Linked DNA regions of Homo sapiens: region 1 is linked to region 2. The links are chromatin contacts, found by Hi-C or POLR2A ChIA-PET in ENCODE. All regions are on one chromosome and are shown on one strand. Each heading gives the region's core, a stretch centred on a gene start or an enhancer-like site at or near the end of the contact. The rest is flanking DNA. Distances are from core to core; before and after follow the strand shown. Region 1 holds the start of CYP27A1 (cytochrome P450 family 27 subfamily A member 1). Region 2 overlaps USP37 (ubiquitin specific peptidase 37).

Region 1 (3,525 bases), core at 58-2,557, 280 kb after region 2:
GCGGGCACCTCTAATTCCAGCTACTCTGGAGGCTGAGACCGGAGAATTGCTTGAACCGGGAGGCGGAGGTTGCAGCGAGCCAGGATTGCACCACTGCACTCCAGCCTGGACGACAGGGTGAGACTCTGGGGAGTGGGGAGGAGAGAATTAACAAACTATATGACACAAAGGAACAAAAATACACAAGACAGGATAAGAGAGAGGAAGGATACAGGGAGAGCTAACATACATATAGCAGTTTGAAGTCCCGGGAAAGGAGAAAAAAATGGGGAGGAGCAATATTTGAACAGATAATATCTGAGAAACTCCCCAGACTGATCAAAGACATCCAGTCACAGAGTCAAGAAACTAGGAGTCCTAGAATAAATAAGTAGAAAGCCACACCTAGCAACTCAGCTGTCAGCCTAATTGAACTTAATATGCCCTTTCTTCTCTGGCTGCCTGTAAATCACCAATTTTTCAAATGCTGTTAGAACCAGCTGTACCATCCTGCTGGGTCCTTCATTCCTGGCTTGAATGTGATCTTTGACCCTGTATTTATTTTATACTTGCGTGAGTTATGTTTTTAAACTTTTTGACAACTATACTTTGAATATACATGAAACATAGGATTCATAAGACAATACTTTTTTTTTCTTCTTGCTGTACGTTTTCCGTACTATGTTACTCTTTCCATTTTATTAAAAATAATTCTGGCCATCATCTACGAAATCTGGTCTCAACCTGCAGTTTGAAATATCCTGCCTTGGCAGACGCGGCAGGGAGGTGCGTGGAGGGAGAATTGAATTAAAAAAAAAAACAACAAAACACGAATATTTAGATTTCTTTGTTCAGCGGCCCCCCTCCAGGGATCAGATGACTGGCCCCCCTCGCTCCGAACTGACTCCGGGATCAATCCGGAAGGCCATTGGGAGAAGCCGAGGGCAGCTTAGCCACGGCCGGTTCCCGTTCCCTCCAGGACGCGAGGGTCGCCTTGGGTGGGGAACCGCGACCGGGCGAGGACCTATCCCGGTGTGGGGCTTCCCGATTTCGAAAGAATCTCGCTGCACCCCCGCCCAGAGTTCAGACCAAGCGAAAAGTTATTTGAGAGGCCTCGGGGGCGCGGGGTGAGGAGTCGTGGCGGAGGCCTTGGTCGGGGCGCCGTGGATATCCCCGAGTCACCGCGTCCCTCTCCTGCAGCTCCCGCGTCGCTGGGAGGAGCGAGGGAGCGAGCGGGAAGGGGTCTAGCTGGCCTTTGCTCGGCCCTCCCCAGCGCCCGGCTTTGAACCCGCCCTGCACTGCTGTCTGGGCGGGTCCGGGGACTCAGCACTCGACCCAAAGGTGCAGGCGCGCGAGCACAACCCATGGCTGCGCTGGGCTGCGCGAGGCTGAGGTGGGCGCTGCGAGGGGCCGGCCGTGGCCTCTGCCCCCACGGGGCCAGAGCCAAGGCCGCGATCCCTGCCGCCCTCCCCTCGGACAAGGCCACCGGAGCTCCCGGAGCCGGGCCTGGTGTCCGGCGGCGGCAACGGAGCTTAGAGGAGATTCCACGTCTAGGACAGCTGCGCTTCTTCTTTCAGCTGTTCGTTCAAGGCTATGCCCTGCAACTGCACCAGTTACAGGTAACCCGCGGGGGCATCGCGTCCTGGGGATGGGAGTGGGCACCGGAACAGAGAGGCTAGAGGTGAGAAGACGTTGGACAGAAAGTGAAGGCTGCAGGAACTCAGCTGGGGACCCACTGAGGCTATGGTCATAAACTGGAAATCAGTAGGGAGAATGGGCAAAGTGCAGACAGAGCCCTTTGAGCTGAGATAAACAGGACGAGGAAGGGCTTAAATCAGGACGGCACCAGTAAGGGGGGGATCTGGACGCCGGACTTACAGTGAGCAGAGGTTGAGGAGGGAGCTGTCTTGGGAAGAGAGTGGCAGAGGCAAATGTGTAAGCTAACGGATATTATGGAATCACTAATTCTGGGCTGATATTGGCTACCACAGACTTCTTCCAAACGAAATAACTTCAGGAGGATTATAGAAACCTCTTGGTTATTTGCAAGGTAAATTTCCTCTTAGGGGAAAACACAATGCTGCATCTCAGATCGTGGAAGCAAACTCACAGACAGTAAGGAAAAGGTACTTTTTGTTATTAAGAAATCAGTCTGAGGCCGGGTGCAGTGGCTCACACCTGTAATCTCAGCACCTTGGGAGGCTGAGGTGGGCAGATTACCTGAAGTCAGGAGTTTGAGACCAGCCTGGCCAACATGGTGAAACCCCATCTCTACTAAAAATACAAACATTAGCCGGGCATGGTGGCACATGCCTGTAATCCCAGCTACTAGGGAGGCTGAGGTAGGAGAATCGCTTGAACCAGGGAGGTAGAGGTTGTGGTGAGCCAAGATTACGCCATTGCACTCCAGTCTGGGCAACAAGAGCGAAACTCTGTCTCAAAAAAAAAAAAAAAAAAAGAAAAAAAGAAAAAAGAAATCAGCCTGTAGTCTGTGTTCAGGTTAGTGGTGTTGGGGGAGAAAACCAATGTCTAATAAGAAAGTTTTATACAGCAGAACACAGAAATGAGGCAGGGATGAACAGCTCACTGCTCACTGACAGAGACCGGAAAACCCAACACTGACCAATGTTGGAGAGGATTTAGGGAATGAACCAAAGGGGTTCATACAGGATCTATCTTCCTAATGACTATCAACAAATATGAATGCACCTACCATGTTCTAGGCATGGTTCCAAGTACTGGGATTCAGTGAGATGAGGCTTCTGCCCTCATGGGGCTTAAATGCTCCTCTGAAGAAGATGGAGGACAAAGAGATAAAGCAACAAAAAGTTAACTTCACAGAGAGAACTCTGGGGGAGAAGCTGTTCTAAGGTTGGGGAAGAGGGAGGGGGCTTCGATTCGGGGTGCCTCCACAAGGACACTTGGTTGTCAGGGACTGATAGGAGTAGGCTGGTCCTGGGCTGGGGTAGCCAACCATCTGCTGGTCATGTGTCTGTGCTGGGAAGGAGTCAAAAGTAAGGAGGAGCTGTGGGGACTGGGGACAGGACTGGCCTTTGAGGACAGCCTTGAAGATCAAGATAAGGGCCCTGGTTCCTCTGAGGGGCCATGGTGAGCTCTTGAGCAAGCATGGGGTGAAGACGGCCTGCATGGAACACTGTCCAGGCTGTGGTGTGTGTAGTAGGAGAGGTGCAGAGGGTCTAAGGTGATGAAGGCTCAGGCGTGGCAGGATCCAGGATGGAGAGGCAGATCTGAGCCACACTCCAGAGAAAACTGGAATGGAGGTTGAGGATGAGGGAGAAGATGACTCTGAGGGCAACGAAGGGCAAAACTGACTACAACCAGGGCTGCATCCTCTGCCCTGTCCTGGTGGCTGCTGTCTCTCCTGCAATCTTCCCTGTTGGGCTCATGTTTGTGAGACTTGGGGATGTGAAAATAAATAATTCAAAACCTAAGCTGTTGGAACTTTAAAATATTTTGAGCCTTAAGGGAATGTGATTATGTGATTATGGCACTCAAGTCACATAAGCAGGCTGCTGTAACCTTTGT
Region 2 (3,315 bases), core at 111-2,610:
ATTACAGGTGTGCACCACCAGGCCTGGCTAATTTTTTTGTATTTTTAGTAGAGGTTTCATCATGTTGATCAGGTTTGTCTTGAACTCCTGATCTGCCCGCCTTTGCCTCCCAAAGTGTTGGGATTACAGGCATGAGCCACCGTGCCCAGCCTGTATTTTTAATAGAGACGGCGTTTCCCCATGTTGGCCAGGCTGCTCTCGAACTCCTGACCTCAAGTGATTCACCTGCCTCAGCCTCCCAGAGTGCTGGGATTACAGGTGTGAGGCACTTCACCTGACCTAGCCTTATTTTTAATAGAACATCCCTCATACTGGGTTTGCTATTTCCTCATGATGAGATTCAGCCTAAACTGGAAGAGCACATGAACAAACAGTGATACCATGTCATGCCTTTTTTTTTTTTTTGAGAGCTTGTTTGGAGTTTCTAGCAGGGGAGTGCAGCTACTCGTATACTCTTGGCTGAAGACCAGTCCTCCTCTATTGGGGATGGTCATCCTCTTTGACTGAGCACGCAGGTTTGCGACAGACACACATGGAGTGGTGAGGGAGGAAGGGGATACCCGCCTAGCCAGTCAGATCAGCCAAATCAACCCTGGTGAACAACGGGGTGACAGATGTCACAGTCAGATCGCCCTCACATCCAATCTTTTTTTTTTTTTTTTTGAGAGGGTCTCATTCTGTTGCCCAGGCTGGAGCACAGTGGCACAATCTTGGCTCCCTGCAACCTCGACCCCCCCGGACTCAGATGATCCTCCCACCTCAGCTTCCTGAGTAGCTGGGGTTACAAATGCGCACCACCATGCCAGGCTAATTTTGTATTTTTTTGTAGAGACAGAATTTTGTCATGTTACCAAGGCTGGTTTTGAACTCCTGGGCTCAAGCAATCTGCCTGCCTTGACCTCCCAAAGTGTTGAGATTATAGGTGTGAGCCACATGTCTGGTGGACACTGTATCCTTCTAAGGGCATCACATCCAGGAATACATGATATTCCTGTGTTGCCCATGGGTGATGTCAATTTTGAGTACCTGAGAGAACTACTGCTTCTGCTTCTGCCTATGAGGAAGTTTGAGAGTCTGGAATTACCTTCCTACTATAAACAATGAGAAAACTGGACAAAATAGAGAAAACAGCTATTTTCAGATACTAGACAATAGGCAGCACAAAACAGTGATCCATAAGAGAAGGAAAATAAATGATGTGAGTCCTACTATTACCCAGATTTTCTGTCTGGAGGCAATTTGTGAACTGCAATTCAGGGAGCACCCAAACAGAGCCTAGAAATCTTACCAAGTTGAGCTGAGAGAAATGAGTTCGAAAAGCTGAGGTTGCTGAGATTTCTGGGACAGAGTACTTGAGAGGAAGGAACTGAACAAAGGAAAAGCTCCAGAAATCTGCATAGCAGTCTGCTTGAATATTTGGCTGAATACCAACCTGTGTATGCAGAGTGAAACTCAGTCTTCTTGACACTAATCAAGAACAACTTCAAGGAAAAGAATGTTTACTATGGAGCTACTGGCCAAACAACTCCCAGAACTCACACAGGGACTAAAATTCCACCAGTTCGAATTTACACCAGTCAGAGTAGAGAGACCTAGATGAATTCACAGAGTGTTAACAGAGACTCCAAAGGAACTATGCTTTAGGAAAGGAAGCAAATTAGCCTTAGAGTAAAGGATACTCTATATTCAAAAAGAACTTAAGCAGATCACACAGCTGAGAAAGAAGAAAAAAAACAGAAATGAAAAAGAAGAACTTAAACAGGAGACTCAAAACAATCAAAACTACTGCAGACAAGAATATTAAAACAACTACTTAAAATATGCTCTACACGATCAAGAATGGAAAGGAAATCATAAACATAATGAGAGAAGTGAAAGATTTTTTAAAGACCCAAATTAAACTTCTAGAGATGAAAATCACAATATTTAAAATGAAAATTTCACTTGATGCGATTAATAGCATATTAGACACTGTAGAAGGAAATATCTGAACTTGAAAAGACAGCAACAGAATAGATTCCCACTAAACCTGTGGGACGATATCAAATACAATTATATTTATATCAAATATAACTGGAATCCAGAGAGAAGAGTCAGAAAAAAAATCTGAAAAAATCAATATATAAAAACGTTCAAAATCTGATAAAAACTAGAAACCCACAGATCCAAGAAGCTCAACAAATCCCAAGTGAGATAAACACAAATCAAAATGAAGCCCACCAAAATAAAACTGCTAAAAATTAGCAACGAAGAGAAAATCTTGAAAAGCAGTCAGAGAAAAACTGTCTCAGTGCCTTCAAGGAGGAAGATTAAATCACTTACAAGGGCAGAAGAATTAGACTGGCATCTTATTTCTGAAAAGCAAATACAAAGCAAGGTAACAGTAAAGTAGCATTATAAGAAACCCAAGGAAAGAAAGCATGACCCAAGGATTTTACATCCAGCCAAACTATTTTTCAAATATCCAAGCTAGAGAAAAAATTTTGAATATGCAAGAACTAGGGAAACAAGGTACATAATTGTAAAGTTAAGACTAAAACAAGATTAAGACCGTAGGCTTCTAGTCAGAAATTATACAAAAAAGAAGACAAAGAAAAGATATCTTTAAAATACTGAAAGAAACACATTATCACGTTAGAGTTCTATATAAGCTAGATTTCTAGATCCAATGGAAATATCTTTTAAAATTAAAAGCAAAATCCTTTTTCTGACAAACAAAATCTGAGAATACTTGCTGCCAAGAGACACGCACTGTAAGAAATGTTAAAGCGACATTCTTCATGCAGAAGGAAAAATGATACCAGACAGAAACTCAGATCTACACAAAAGAAGAGCACTTAAAACAGGAAATCATGTGGGAAAATACAAAATACATTTCTGTCTCATCTTTTAATTTCTTTAAATACACTGGACTGTTTAAAACAATAACACCAAATAATACACTTTAAATAGGTAACTACACGGTACGTGAATTTTTAAGGCTGTAAAAAAATCCTAACTACGTATTGTGGGATGTATAACATACATAGAAGTAAAATGGGCTGGGCGCGGTGGCTCACGCCTGTAATCCCAGCACTTTGGAGGCCGAGGCGGGCAGATCACCTGAGGTCAGGAGTTCGAGACCAGCCTGACCAATATGGAGAAACCTCGTCTCTACTAAAAATATAAAATCAGCAGGGCGTGGTAGCACATGCCTATAATCCCAGCTACTCTGGAGGCTGAGGCAGAAGAATTGCTTGAACCCGGGAGGCGGAGGCTGCAGTGAGCCGAGATCGCACCGTTGCACTCCAGCCTGGGCAACGAGAGCAAAACTCC

What was found. A loop is a pair of places that touch in the nucleus more often than their neighbours do. ChIA-PET counts read pairs that join two places held with the same protein, here RNA polymerase II (POLR2A).
Region 1: a loop to region 2 is called in a map with no recorded cell type, with 6 times the contacts of the local background. The contact joins the promoter of CYP27A1 here to the enhancer-like site in region 2. A Hi-C loop is called at or near these places in 1 of 37 single-sample maps with no recorded cell type. POLR2A ChIA-PET finds 5 or more read pairs at or near these places in 1 of 52 experiments (activated CD4-positive, alpha-beta T cell).

What each region holds. Positions count from the first base shown.
Region 1 is chr2:218,780,840-218,784,364 of GRCh38, forward strand. It overlaps CYP27A1 (cytochrome P450 family 27 subfamily A member 1), which reads left to right and starts at 1,308. Exons shown (of 9, transcript NM_000784.4): 1 at 1,308-1,598. The coding sequence starts at 1,344.
Region 2 is chr2:218,500,396-218,503,710 of GRCh38, forward strand. The region is part of intron 11 of USP37 (ubiquitin specific peptidase 37); the gene reads right to left. It also overlaps the pseudogene RN7SKP38. Among named protein-coding and RNA genes, the nearest start is that of USP37, 66 kb to the right of the region's middle. RefSeq lists an enhancer at 1,149-1,720. Within about 2 kb of position 1,361, at least 2 of the 41 ENCODE cell types and tissues checked have a DNase peak (open chromatin) inside an H3K27ac peak, as active enhancers do.